3 separate regions of the Homo sapiens genome follow, and all the other regions are linked to region 2. Evidence: chromatin contacts called from ENCODE Hi-C or POLR2A ChIA-PET data. All regions are on one chromosome and are shown on one strand. The core of a region is the stretch at or near the end of the contact, and the rest is flanking DNA. Distances in the headings are between cores, read along the strand shown.

Region 1 (4,606 bases), core at 1,233-3,732, 310 kb after region 2:
GGCTTGGCAAGACAGGAAGCCAACGCCTGGGGCAGCAGCCAGGTCTGTGCTCCCGGAAATCCACATTTGGTCAAAGGGGACACTTCGGGGTTGGTCCTCCCTCTGGCTGGGTTGGCCCGATTTCTTCCTGCCTTGCCCCCATGCTTCAGAGACTCCTCCACACAGAGCTGGTCTTAAAGCATAAACAAAACCCATGGATGATGGGGCCACAGAGATTAAATGGCAAGACCCCGGAGGATGCTGGAGGAATGTGTGACCTCTAATTATGCAGAGCATCTGTGAGCTGGATGTCCCGTACCCGTTAAAAGTCACTCCTCGTCTCCCCTCCTGCCAGCCCCTGGCATCCATTAATGTACTTTCTGTCTCTATGAATGCACCCATTTTGGAAATTTTACATAAAGAGGATCATACAATACATGACCTTTATGACTGGCTTTTTTCACTCAGCATCACATTTTTGAGGTTGGTCCATGTCGAAGCGTGTATCAGTGCTTCTTTTCTTTATTGCCAAATAATTTCCACCATTTGGATACATCGTATGCTATGTATCTAGTTATAAGTTGATGGACATTTGGCTTGTTGACACTTTTGGGGGCGATTATGAGCAGTGTTTTAGGGGCCCACTTTCTTTTTCTTTTGTCTTTTTTTTTAACATGGTCTCACTCTGTCGCCCAGGCTGGAGTGCAGTGGCACAATCACAGCTCACTGCAGCCTCACCCTCCTGGGCTCAAGCAATCCTCCCACTTTAGCCTCCTGAGTAGCTGGGACTACAGGCATGAGCCACCACATCCAGCTAATTTTTTTTTCTTTTTTTTTTTTGTAAAGATGGGGGTTTCCACATTGCCCAGGCTGGTCTCAAACTCCTGGGCTCAAGTGATCCACTGCCCTCGACCTCCCAAACTGCTGGGTGCTGGGATTACAGGCGTGAGCCACCACTCCCAGTCTAGGGGCCCACTTTCGAATCACAAGCAGCCACTTTCTGGAAGGCACCTCATCACGCATTGGCAGGGCTATGTCCCTCACAGGTTGCCCCAGATGACGGTCTTCCCAAGTGACTTCTGCTCCAGGTCCACTGTTCAGGCTCCCCTTGGTCCTACCCCTCCAGACATCCAGCCTTGGGGGGATCCTGGGCCCCTACTGTTCTTTCCTATATCAGCCTCAGCCAAGCTCTCCTCACCCCTCAATCCATCAGATGTCCTCCAGTGACATTGAACTTCAAAGAAAGAGCAGAGGCCAGGTGTGGTGGCTCATGTCTGTAATCCCAGCACTTTGGGAGGCTGAGGTGAGTGGATCACCTGAGGTCAGGAGTTCAAGACCAGCCTGCCCAACATGGTGAAACTCTGTCTCTACTAAAAATACAAAAAAATTAGCCGAGCATGGTGGCGGGCACCTGTAATCCCAGCTACTCGGGAGGCTGAGGCAGGAGAATTGCTTGAACCTGGGAGGTGGAGGTTGCAGTGAGCCGAGATTGTGCTACTACACTCCTGCCTGGGCGGCAGAGACCCTGTCTCAAAAAAAAAAAAGAAAGAAAGAAAAGAAGAAAGGGAGGGAGGAAGGAAGGAAGGAAGGAAGGAAAAAGAAAAGTAAAGAACAGAAAAAGAAGAAAGGAAAAGAAAAGAAAGGAAAAGAAAAGAAGGGAAGAAGGAAAGAGCAGAGAGGCCCAGTCGCTCTTCTCAGAGTCTCCGTGGCATCTCGGTAGATTTGCTGATCCCTTTACATAACCCAAGTTGAGGCATGCCCTAATTTCACCCACAAATGCTACTAAGCCCAGGCCCTTATCCAGCCAAAACCATCCTGCCAAGCTCCCACCACCACCATCAGCATCATTTTCAGGTTGTTGGTCATCACTGGTTGTTGGTCATCACTGGTTGTTGGTCATCTATGTCACCTAACAGGCCACTCATGACGTTAGCCCTTGACTTCAAAAAGGACCTCAAAGAAAATTCCAGTTTTCACTCCAAAAGGAGAAATCAGGCCGAGCTGTGATGGCTCATGCCTGTATTCCCAGCACTATGGGAGGCTGAGGCAGGCGGATCGCTTGAGCCCAGGAGTTTGAGACCACCCTGGGCAAACCTATCTTTCCAAAAAAATACAAAAAGATTAGCTGGGCATGGTGGTGCGTGCCTGTAGTCTCAGCTAGTCAGGAGGCTGAGGTGGGAGGATCACTTAAGCCTGGAAGGTTGAGGCTGCAGTGAGCGGTGATGGTGCCACTGCACTCCAGCCTGGATAACAGAGCAAGATGCTGTCTCAAAAACTAGCAAACGAAACAAAAGGAGAAACTGCTGGCAGCCCCTAATCTAGTACTGTCCCGGCTCCACCCACCTTCAGATCCAGCCTCCTCCCCTGGCACACGGGAGCCCCCTCCTCTGACTGTGCTGAAAGTGAGGGAAGATCCCCTCTGGGGAGAGAGCTGTAGCCTTGACCTCTGCACACCTTACTTATCCAGAGCACGAGGCAGGGCCGCTGACTCATCCTGGTTTACCCTGGGCTTTCCCAGTTTCAGCACTGAAAGTCCCGCATCTGGAAAAGCCCCTGAGTCGCTGACAAACCAGACAGTCCGGACCATGCAAAGCACAGTGCATGGTGCTTTAGCCACAAAGTTGATTGAAAAGTCAGAGGCAGTGAGCCACAGGAAGCGCCACGTGACCCAGACTGCGAGGAGGACACAGGAAACCAACCCTCACTGTGTCCTGCTAGGGGGTTAACCCGTCTACAAGCATCAGGGTTGCCATTTCAGAGATCAGCAAACTGAACAGCAGTCGTGACTTGTCCTCGCCTGCAAGACAAGCGAGTAACAAATCCATGAAGGGAAGGACACGGAATTGAGCAAGGGGGCAGGGCCGGATGTCATTTTGGCGTTTTTTTTTCTTTCAGTGATTGAGGTAAAATTCACATAACATAAATTAACCATTTTAAAGTGTACGATTCAGAGGCATTTGGTACATTCACACTGTTGTGCAAGCACCACCTGTATCTCGTTCCAAAATATTTTCACTTCCCCAAAAGGAAACTGTGTCCCCATCAAGCAGCCACACCCTACTCCCTCACCCCCGCCCCCAGCCTCTGACAACCACCAATGTACCTTTTGTCTCTATGGATTTGCCTTTACTGAACAATTCATAGTAATGGAACCATACAATATGTAGTCCTTTGCGACTGGCTTTTTTTACTCAGCATCAATTTTTTTTTCTTTTTCTTCGAGACAGAGTCTTGCTCTGTCACCCCGGCTGGAGTGCAGTGGCATGATCTCGGCTCACTGCAACCTCCACCTCCTGGGCTCAAGCGATTCACATGCTTCAGCCTTCTGAGTAGCTGGGACTGCAGGTGTGCACCACCATGCATGGCTAAATTTTTTTTTTTTTTTTTTTTTTTTTTTTTTTTTTTTTTTTAGAGAGGGAGGTCTTACTACATTGCCCAGACTGGTCTCAAACTCCTGGCCTCAAGCAATCCTCCTTCCTCGGCTTCTCAAAGTGCTGGGATTACAGGCTTGAGCCATCACGCCCAGCCTATCATCCTAGTTTTGTTTTTTGGGTTTTTTGTTTGTTGGTTGGTTTGTTTGTTTGTTTTTGAGACCTAGTTTCACTCTTGTCACCCAGGCTGGAGTGCAATGGTGCAATCTTGGCTCACTGCAACCTCCGCCTCCTGGGTTCAAGTGATTCTCCTGCCTCAGCCTCTCAAGTAGTTGTGACTACAAGCATGCGCCACCACACCTGGCTAATTTTTGTATTTTTAGTAGAGACAGGGTTTCACCATATTGTCCAGCCTGATCTCAAACCCCTGATCTCAAGTGATCCTCCCACTTTGGCCTCCCAAAGTGCTGGGATTTCAAGTGTGAGCCACCGTGCCCGGCTGCCTCATCAATTCTCTATAAACAGTTATTAATGAGAAGTCAGTTGAGCTGTTTCTATGTATTTGTTTCCAGAAAGAAACAGGGTGCACCTAGACCACCCTGGACCTCAGTAAAAGGCTCTCTTCCCTTTAAATAACTGATCGAGAACTTCTAATTATTCTTCTATGAACCTTAGAATGTACCAAGAAAATCCATTCCACAGAGTCTTATTTCTGGGCATCCTGTGCATATGAGCTGAGAGGAATCTGTGATTTTTATGCAGCGCTGAATGTCATCAAAAGGCTTCGAGGAAGAGTTTCCTGAGTTTCCTTGATGTTCGCGGCGCTTACTGTTACTTTCACACTTAGCTAAGTAACCTTTGATACTGTGTGGTTATAACATAATAACCACAGGTCCTTTGTCTTCTCTGTCAAGAGTGAAGAATTCGAAGGACTTTAACCACTGGTAAAAGTGTCTTCTCACATAAACCGCATAGCAGCAAGCATTACGTGAACCAGCTGGTTATTCTCACTAAATGGGTTAGATACAAGTTACAAGCCGATCGCGAAGCTGCCTAGACTGGATTGAGTGTAGGTTAGCCAAACGGCATGATTGAGAAGATAAATCTCATCTGTCCACCCTTTTCCCGTTAGTTCCAAGCCAGCCTCGTGGCTGAGCCCAGCTTCCCAAGCCTCTCTGAAGATGGCGTCAGGCAGTCCAAGCCCGGTTTAGCTAAGAGTGCTTCCAGCCATCCCAGGCTGCAATCACGCCTTCCTT
Region 2 (4,760 bases), core at 1,924-4,423:
CCAAGGTCCAAGCTTCTTGACCCAAAGCAAGAGTAGATGGCAGGGACAGGGGAATGCGCAGGAGACACTAGGTTTCTACACAAGGAAAAGGAAATCTGAGGCACACACCTCTGCAGAGTGAAAGGAATCACCAACACACACACACAAGCCCCTTTAGGCAAAGAAAAGAGCGGTTGTTATGGTGGACACAAGTTGCTCCCCAAGCATGTCCTCAATGTGGGAGGCCGCAGCAGCTGCCTCCCCTTGAGACAGACCCCGGGGCCCGTGCCAGCGGCCACAGTAACTGGCTGGCCCTTGCCAGCTGTCACACTTTGCATGCCGCTGCTTCAGCCCAGCACAAGGGACCATCCAAGTCACCAGCTCCAACCAGTCCCAAATCCCGTGCCCAGGCTGGAGCTGGATGGCCACCCAGAACCCTCTTCTGAGGCCCTCTACCAAGGCACTGAAATATGCAGCATATCCAGTTGACAGTATCCTTGGCTGGGGGAGAGATAAGTCTTACAAGGAGGAGATAAGGTGAGACTTAGGTCTAAAGAAAACCCTCAGGGACACCCACAGGAAAGAGGGGTGCTTCTAGAGGGGAAAGGCAGCATGTGTGTGTTTCCATCTGTTTGACTCCTGGGTGCCCCTTCCTGTGGGTGGGAAATGGGGAGCGTACAAGTTAGGCAACAGGCCAAGGCTTTAGATTTTATCTTCCCCATTCACTTCCTCTTTCTGCTGGCAGGGTAAGACCCTACGGGCCCCACCTAGGCTGTGTGCAGGGGAGGAAGCCGGAGGGGGATGTCACCAGGGCCTGCCCCAATCTGGCACCTCAGCTACAGGACAGAGGGTCCTGACAGTGAGGGTGGGCATTGCCGAAGAGGCTGGAGCAGGGTTTATGGTGGCAGGATTCTGGGGACACTCTCTTGGGGAACATGGCTGGAACCCACCAACTCATCAATATTGGCACAGTCTAGGCTGGCCCCTCCATCCTTACACCCAATCCCCAACCCGCCCCATCATGGCCCCCTCCTGGGCTTCCTGGAAGCCTGGTTCTGCTGGAGGGAATTCAGGAAGCCAGTCCTTGGTGGGGCCGCTCTGCCTGTCCTGTCTGAAGGCACAGAGCAATCTACTGCCTTCTGGGAGCCTCAGTTATATCATGGACATCAAGGGATCAAAAATGCCCAGCTCACAGGGGCCCCATGAGAACCAAACGTGAAAGTGTCTGTAAAAATGACTTGAAAGCAAGCTGCTTCAACAGAAGGCGAAATGATTAGTGAGGTGTTAAACTTAATTGCTTGAAACATTCAAGACCCTTCCCTTGGTCTCTCTCTCTCCTTCCTGCTTAGTATGGTTCTGCTTAAGCACTCAGCTCCTTCCTACCAAGGCTTCCCTCTCTCTCCCAAAGTGGGGCCCCCAGCACCACGTCCATGTCAGGCCAGGCCCCTCTGAGAGGCAGGAGATCTTACCAGGTTCCTTCCCTCTCTATAAAACCTTTAGGAAAATGCTTGGGTTAGAGCATTGCCAGGAGTTTGTGCATTTAAGGGATGAGCCTCTGAGCTAAGGGAGATTTCAGACCATCTTTAGAGACCTCCAGGACACACAGTAAGTGCCAAGCACTGTGCTAGGCTTCAGGAAGATGGAGAAATGAGCAGGTGGTCCCTACCGTAAAACAATCATAGCCAAATGCAGAGATGGTATCTACATAACACAATAGGCTATGAAGAAATCCTATCAATGGTTTGCCAAGAGTCATGAAAGGAGGAAGAGGAGAAATCACCAAGGCTTCCAGAAGAAAGCAAGGTTGGAGCTGAACCTGAGGCATAGGCAGGATGCTACAGGCAGAGCTGGGGGTCAGAAGCAAAGATCAGAGTGAACCCATGTGGCAAATATTGGTGGAAGAAAACCAGAACAAAGCAGCCCTGAAACCAGCAAGCACAGCCACCAAGATGCCCTCTTCCCCAGGACATTGACAAGTTATAGTAGCATGCACTGGTGCTGGGGGCAGAAAATGTCCATAGACACCAAGTAATGCTATTCTATTTGGCAAATAAAATGATTCATTCCCACCCTCAACCGATAGGACTATGTGGGTGTTTTGTTTTGTTTCTAATAAGAGGCCAATTTCTGAGTGACTTTTGCTTAAGCAAATGTCAAGTTGCTGATAGACCATCCCTTTCGGGGAGGATAGAAACCCGACCCAAAGGCTCCTTTGTCCCTAAAGACCTTTCAATCAGAGGGATGGGGAAGGAGGTTGGGAGCAGCAGGGAGGAAATATCCTAATGCTACTTGTCATTTAGTCCAGAAATTTAGCGACCTGAACCTGGCAGGAAATTATGTATTTTAAGAAAAAAAAAACATGATACACTCATGTTCATAGCAGCATAATTCGCAACAACCAAAAGCACCCCAAATGTCCATCAACGAATGAATGGATAAACCAAATGTGGTATATCCATATACTGGAATATTATTCAGCCTTGAAAAGGAAGAAACTTTGATACATGCTACAACATGGATAAACCTTGACGACAATATGCTAAGTGAAAGAAGCCAGTCACTAAAAGACAAGTGCTGTATGATTCTACTTATATGAGGGACCTAGAGTAGAACAAATTCATAGAGACAGAACAGAAGAGTGAATTCCAGGAACTTGGGTCGGGGGGAGTGGGGAGTTGTTTAATGGGTGGAGCTTCAGGGTTGCAAGTTGAAAAGAGTTCTGGAGATGGGTTGCACAACAATGTGAATTTAATTTAAATCAATTTAATGTGCACACTAATGCATATAACATTACTGAACAGTACTCTAAACATAAGACGGTAAATTTTATGTTATGAATATGTGATCACAGTTAAAAAAAAATATGAGGGAGGTTGTTTTTGAGTAGACAGTTGCTGGAGGAAGGCACGTGAGTTGCAGCCTGACCAGTGCGACCAGTCCTCCTTCAACAGCCCCGCTTGCCTTGAAAAGGCGCCCTTACTCCGCTCAGGGGGCCTGTCCCGCGCGGCTGGCACAGGCGCTCACAATAACCTCCTAAAGCGGTGCCAGCCGCACCTCCGCGCGGCCCCGGCACAAGCAGCCAATGAACACGCGGCTGCGCCCGGCCTCGCGCCTCCATTGGCTGCGCCCCGCCACCCGCTGCCCCGCAGGTTCCCAAGCCGGGTTTAAAGGGGTAGGGCGCGGGCCAGGGCCCCACCATCGTTTCCCCGCGCGCAGGTCCGCGGGGAGGGGCGGCCTGCCGACCGGCCCACCCCAGGGCGTTCCTGAAGGGCGTCCTCGGCCGCCCCCACCGCCTCCCAGATGTACTATGCGGTTTCCCAGGCGCGCGTGAACGCGGTCCCCGGGACCATGCTGCGGCCACAGCGGCCCGGAGACTTGCAGCTCGGGGCCTCCCTCTACGAGCTGGTGGGCTACAGGCAGCCGCCCTCCTCCTCCTCCTCCTCCACCTCCTCCACCTCCTCCACTTCCTCCTCCTCCACGACGGCCCCCCTCCTCCCCAAGGCTGCGCGCGAGAAGCCGGAGGCGCCGGCCGAGCCTCCAGGCCCCGGGCCCGGGTCAGGCGCGCACCCGGGCGGCAGCGCCCGGCCGGACGCCAAGGAGGAGCAGCAGCAGCAGCTGCGGCGCAAGATCAACAGCCGCGAGCGGAAGCGCATGCAGGACCTGAACCTGGCCATGGACGCCCTGCGCGAGGTCATCCTGCCCTACTCAGCGGCGCACTGCCAGGGCGCGCCCGGCCGCAAGCTCTCCAAGATAGCCACGCTGCTGCTCGCCCGCAACTACATCCTACTGCTGGGCAGCTCGCTGCAGGAGCTGCGCCGCGCGCTGGGCGAGGGCGCCGGGCCCGCCGCGCCGCGCCTGCTGCTGGCCGGGCTGCCCCTGCTCGCCGCCGCGCCCGGCTCCGTGCTGCTGGCGCCCGGCGCCGTAGGACCCCCCGACGCGCTGCGCCCCGCCAAGTACCTGTCGCTGGCGCTGGACGAGCCGCCGTGCGGCCAGTTCGCTCTCCCCGGCGGCGGCGCAGGCGGCCCCGGCCTCTGCACCTGCGCCGTGTGCAAGTTCCCGCACCTGGTCCCGGCCAGCCTGGGCCTGGCCGCCGTGCAGGCGCAATTCTCCAAGTGAGGGCGGGCCTGGGCCTGGGGCGCGACCTCGGCCCGGCCTCCCTTCGCTCAGCTTCTCCGCGCCCCTGCTCCCTGCGTCTGGGAGAGCGAGGCCGAGCAAGGAAAGCATTTCGAACCTTCCAGTCCAGAGGAAGGGACTGTCGGGCACCCCCTTCCCCGCCCCCACCCCTGGGACGTTAAAGTGACCAGAGCGGATGTTCGATGGCGCCTCGGGGCAGTTTGGGGTTCTGGGTCGGTTCCAGCGGCTTTAGGCAGAAAGTGCTCGCTCTCACCCAGCACATCTCTCTCCTTGTCCCTGGAGTTGCGCGCTTCGCGGGGCCGATGTAGAACTTAGGGCGCCTTGCCGTGGTTGGCGCGCCCCGGGTGCAGCGAGAGGCCATCCCCGAGCGCTACCTCCCCGGAGCGGAGCACGCCGGCTCCCAGTACTAGGGGCTGCGCTCGAGCAGTGGCGGGGGCGGAGGGGTGGTTCTTTTCCTTCTCCTCCGCCAGAGGCCACGGGCGCCCTTGTTCCCGCCGGCCAGGTCCTATCAAAGGAGGCTGCCGGAACTCAAGAGGCAGAAAAAGACCAGTTAGGCGGTGCAGACGGTCTGGGACGTGGCAGACGGACGGACCCTCGGCGGACAGGTGGTCGGCGTCGGGGTGCGGTGGGTAGGGGCGAGGACAACG
Region 3 (4,918 bases), core at 698-3,197, 340 kb before region 2:
CCAAATTAATTTTAATTTCATCCATCTGCCCCTAAAATAACTCAAACATTACTAATCTATTTTTCTTGTGGTACAATAGTCCTTTTCTTTAAATTAGACTATCAAAATACTTTTAAAAATAATACAAAATCAATCATGTATCTCACATGAAAATCTAGAGGTTGTTTACAATTCCCTTAATGAAAACACAACGGCCATAACAGAAATACTCCAACAATATTGGATAATATTAGATAATACCTACTACTATAACTGACCTACCAGTAAATATGTCAAGCAAGACACTGTATGGGTTTATGTGATACATGATACAAACTGAAACAATATTTCTTTGGAAAAAACATTTACTTTTAGAAGCAGCAGCAGAACCCAAGAAAGCAAAATCCTGCAACCAAAACCTGCATCTCCCTGCACCCCCTCAACAAAAACCTGTTAACAAAAAGTTTGCAGGAAAATAAGTTTGATTAAAAGGAAATACAAGCATAATCTGCTAGAGGAAATACAGTGAAAGGGTTGTCGGGCTCTTTTCTAAAAAATGGTTGCATCTGAATTGTTTCAAATCAAAACAGAGACCATGACAAATTGGGCTCTAACAGATGACTTACAGAGCACAGCGACAGCCCCAGACTCGAACATGAGACATTCTTCCTTATGCCTAGTTTCCACTATGAGGCTGAAAGGTGGGGGATCCAATTTGTGATAGATCCGGAATCCTTTACTGAACGCCATTCTCCTTTCTTCGGAGGCAGCCCTGCGAAAACCAAGCAAAGCAAAGCAAATGAAGCTGATGTTTCCTTCTGCAGCAAGGACTGCAAAGCATCCAAAAGTCCCTCCCCGCCAGGTTTTGATGGGGGGTTGGGGTGGGAAAAAACAGACAGCTCTGGGAGAAAATGGCTTTTTCCAAAAGATAAGTCGTCACTTAATTTTACCAAAAAGCAAGAGGAAAAGCTATCAATTCTCATACCAAGGCAAGACAAGGTTTTAGCACTGTAAGTCAATCAACGGTCTGGTTGAGTTTCCCGTTTAATTTATGCTTACTGAAAGGAAAAATTTTGAGCGTATTTCGTCCGGAGCTGTTTATCAGCTTCCTGCTTCAAGATCTGTCACTACGTTGAAAGGGAACCTATTTGGAAACTTCAAGCAGTTCCTTCGAGGTGAAAGGAGCGGAGGTGGGAGGGAAGGGTGACAAGGCTGGTTCAAAGCTCCTTAGGGGGCAGGAGAAGGAAAAGGATTATCCCACGCGACAGGCTCTCCCGGGGGTGGCGATGAAGGGCAAGGGAAAAGGCACAGGTTACCGCCGCCTCTCCTGCCCCGGGCTACCGCCGGCTGGGGGGACGGCAGGCGGGGCCGATAAATACGAATGGCCACCCGGGAAGAGTCACGACTCGGGGCACCGACCCGACTGGGGCTCCTCGGGGGTCCCGGGCAGTCGACTGCCCGGGAAAGCGGCTCCTTCTCGGAGAGACGGAAGAGCCGAGCAGCCCAAACCCTCCATTTATGCGCCAGAAGAGATACCCCGGCGCCCAGGCGGATTCGGTTCGTTCCCGCGGGCGGGCTGACAGCCGCTGTCACCACAGCCCCCAGCCTGACGCGGCACCCCGCACAACCAGTGGTCTGCTCACAACCCCGCCCGTCCTCCCGCACCCCGGCTGCTCGCGGTCGCCCCTCACCGCTCCCGCTGACGCTGCGGAGGCAGAGACTGGTCTTGGAGGCGTCCGCCCGCCCGGCTGCCCGTGGGTCTGGCCGCAGCAGCTCCCCGCCCCCCGCCGGCTTGCTCACCTCTTCCTCCGGCTCCTCCTCCTCCTTCTCCCGCAGCCGCCGCCACAGCCGCCGGGAGCGTCACTTCCGCTCCAGCAGGCCCATCTCTTCCGCATTGCGCCGCGGCCGGGGGCGGAAGATCCGCCCCGCGCGAGGGAAGGGGCGGGGCATCAGGAGGGAGACCACGCCCACTCTGCGCCGACCGGCTGGGCCTGGCACCCGCGGGCGGCCCCAGCCTCAGTCTCCAGCTACCTTTGCCTCCTGCGGCCGCCCCCAGGCAGAGCTGCGATCCCACCGCCGGGGGTGCAGGGAGAGGGAAGATCTGGCCTCCTTGGTCCTTTTGCGTGGGCTCTTCAGAGCGTGAGCGCCGGGGAGGGACTCCGGAGAAAAGCTTGGGGGGCTGCGTATTGCTGCTCCCCAAGCTGGGCGTCAGGACCAACCCCGCCGCCCCCACGGGCCTGACGGGAGAGGAGGAAGGGCTCGGGACGGTCGGCTCGCCGAGCCAACCAGGTGGCGCCTGAAGAGCTGTCCATGGTGTCGACAGCCCAGCAAACGGCACCGAGTTCCTAGTCTGAGTGTCTGGATAGGTAGCAGAAGAAAAACTAATGCCTGCTCTGGGACAGTTCTGTTCGGTGCCTTTTCTTGTGTGTTCTGGAGCTCACAGGGTTCTATCGAAGAGTGCTTAGGTGTATACGATGGAGAGTGGGACGTCACAAACCAGGATCTCAAGGCTGAGTCCAACAAAACATGGCCGTAGGGAGGCCACGACAGCTGTGGTTGTCACCGACGGATGAATAGCTTTTGCCAACCGTGGAATTTAGTAACTAAAGGCACCTAACCCTTTTATCTCATCCTCATTTTTCAACAAATGGTGCTTCCTGGCTAATATCAGCGTGTCCCATAGATTTCTGCTTCCATTGAATAGACCTAATAAGAAAGAGAATGAAGTCAAAGCCAACAGGGCAGAAAGAAATTGAAAACCTGAAGAACCCAGCACTCAAACTGTCTCCACTTGCGTTTGCTTTTTCTTTACCTCTTCTCCTTCTGGTTTTCAACAGCCAAAGCAGGATTTAAATTTGGTTATGTTGCAAAAATCATTTCCCTCTTCAGGCCCTGTCATGTGACTTGATTTTTTCGTCCATTTTAGAGAAGCTGTACCCACCCTGGTTTCAGGACACGGAACTAAATTTATTAGAAAAGAAGCCACTTCAAGTCATGAAGGAGAAACACAAAGATTCTTGGATTTAGTTCTAAGAACTAGAGGGGATTTCTATGTCAGTACTGTCTCAGAAAAAACTGTTGATATCAAATGTGTTGCTTGAGAAGTACCTTTTTTTTTTTGAGACGGAGTCTCGCTCTGTCCGCCCAGGCTAGAGTGCAGTGGCGCGATCTCGGCTCACTGCAAGCTCCGCCTCCCGGGTTCACGCCGTTCTCCTGCCTCAGCCTCCCGAGTAGCTGGGATTACAGGTGCCCACCACCACGCCCGGCTAATTTTTGTATTTTTAGTAGAGACAGGGTTTCACCGTGTTAGCCAGGATGGTCTCGATCTCCTGACCTCGTGATCCACCCGCCTCGGCCTCCCAAAGTGCTGGGATAACAGGCGTGAGCCATCGCGCCCGGCCGAGAGGTACCTTTTATGACAACTGAAATCATTCAGTTTCAAGAGGAGTTGGGTACTGAAACCAAACTTGCTTACTCCAAAGCCCAAAATCCTTTCCACCATGCCTGTGTGTCTGTAAGGCTACACTAGAAATGCTTCCTTTCTTATAGTGGGAAGCATGGGTACTAAGCTCTTTTACGAACAAGTGTTCTGCATATTCCTGGTTCCTTTTTATTTTGGACTGAGGAGATTTAGGTCAAAATTTCTGGGTTCTGGGTTGGAATTCCAGCTTCTTTCTTCAAATTAAACTGGGGGGTAGCAAGACTTATTCCTAGATTTGTTAGAAGGCCACAGCTTTTCCACATCTCATTTTAGTCATGAAAAAGACACATGCCCAGAGTTTGAAAAACATAAAGGCAATTTGACTAGTGGCTTGATTGGTTCTATCTTCTTTTTCTTGTCCCTCTTTCCTATTTATACTTCTACTTTTGTTACAGCATTTGACAATAGTTGGAAAAATTTTCACTGACCTTGAAATGTCTTTGGGATAGGGTGACTTAAAATATAGGTTAAGTGGCATACACAAACTTCTTAGTGAGATCCTAAGGGCCTACAGAGACAGGCTGACACCAACTCAACCCTTGAAACTGTGCAATGAAGAGCCTGTGGGAGGCTAAAAAACGCTACTTCAAAAAGAGATCCTTGTCTGTGAATGTTAATTTAGGTTTACAGATTTGATTAAGGGTCTTGAGATTATTTTCAATTATCCAGGTGGGCCCTAGAGCCCTAGATGCAATCATAAGTGTCCTTATAACAGGGAGGCAGAGGAAAATTAAACACGCACACAGGAGAGAGAGAGAGAGAAAAAAAAGTGATGTGAAGACAGCAGCAGAGATTGGAGCGATGTGGCCATAGCCAAGCTATGTCAGCAGCCATCAGAAGTTGGAAGAGGCAAGGAAGGATTTGAGCCTAGAGCCTTTGGAAGGAGCATGGCCCTGTTGGTTCTGGCCTCCAGAACTGCAAGAAAATACATTTTTGTTGTTTTAAACCACCCAGTTCATGGTAATTTGTAACACCAGCTACAAGAAATTAACACAAGGCTGATGTGACTTTCCATCAGGAGAGAGACAGCCCCAGGTAGGTGTTTCAGATATCACATCCAATAGAACAAATTAAAGACAAACACCCTAAATTCTAGATGTTGATTTGTGAGCAAGTTATTTCTCCTATGGGCAACTCTAGTTGAAATATGCAATTCATTATGTTGAAACATGGAATTGTTATTTTCATAGGTTAAAAAAAAATCACATAGTGGCAATATAGTAGTAGTGCTCGTTTTTTGTTTTTTGTTTTTTTGTCAAAAATGCTAGACAACATGGAAGATCAGGGAAATATTAACAGTCTGATTCAGTAACCTTTAACAGCTTCTTTTCAGGTTACACAGGCTAAGCTAACTTTTATATCAGGATCAGGATCTGCAGAGTTATTAGTATAGTGCTCTGCAGATCCTGGTCCTAGTATAGCAGGATCTGCAGACCCTAGTTGTACCTGGCCATGTTC

Evidence for each region. Hi-C counts contacts between places; a loop is a spot of excess contacts on that map. ChIA-PET counts read pairs that join two places held with the same protein, here RNA polymerase II (POLR2A). Pooled maps may share reads with other maps.
Region 1: a loop to region 2 is called in a map with no recorded cell type, with 2.6 times the contacts of the local background. The contact joins the enhancer-like site here to the promoter of OLIG1 in region 2. A Hi-C loop is called at or near these places in 12 of 37 single-sample maps with no recorded cell type and 5 of 50 pooled maps. POLR2A ChIA-PET finds 5 or more read pairs at or near these places in 2 of 52 experiments (OCI-LY7 and naive thymus-derived CD4-positive, alpha-beta T cell).
Region 3: a loop to region 2 is called in a map with no recorded cell type, with 6 times the contacts of the local background. The contact joins the promoter of PAXBP1-AS1 here to the promoter of OLIG1 in region 2. A Hi-C loop is called at or near these places in 6 of 37 single-sample maps with no recorded cell type and 5 of 50 pooled maps. POLR2A ChIA-PET finds 5 or more read pairs at or near these places in 1 of 52 experiments (RWPE1).

The regions. Positions count from the first base shown.
Region 1 is chr21:33,380,734-33,385,339 of GRCh38, forward strand. No RefSeq gene overlaps it. Among named protein-coding and RNA genes, the nearest start is that of IFNGR2, 20 kb to the right of the region's middle. RefSeq lists enhancers at 1-508, 2,273-2,632, 2,450-2,744. Within about 2 kb of position 2,483, at least 37 of the 41 ENCODE cell types and tissues checked have a DNase peak (open chromatin) inside an H3K27ac peak, as active enhancers do; they include OCI-LY7, where a contact is called at or near this core.
Region 2 is chr21:33,066,968-33,071,727 of GRCh38, forward strand. It overlaps OLIG1 (oligodendrocyte transcription factor 1), which reads left to right and starts at 3,174. Exons shown (of 1, transcript NM_138983.3): 1 at 3,174-4,760. The coding sequence starts at 3,280. The coding sequence ends at 4,095.
Region 3 is chr21:32,726,167-32,731,084 of GRCh38, forward strand. PAXBP1-AS1 (PAXBP1 antisense RNA 1) reads left to right here and starts at 1,948. Exons shown (of 4, transcript NR_038879.1): 1 at 1,948-4,495. It overlaps SYNJ1 (synaptojanin 1), which reads right to left and starts at 1,847. Exons shown (of 33, transcript NM_203446.3): 1 at 1,780-1,847; 2 at 606-751. The coding sequence starts at 729. RefSeq lists enhancers at 1,053-1,553, 1,554-2,054 and a silencer at 1,519-2,018.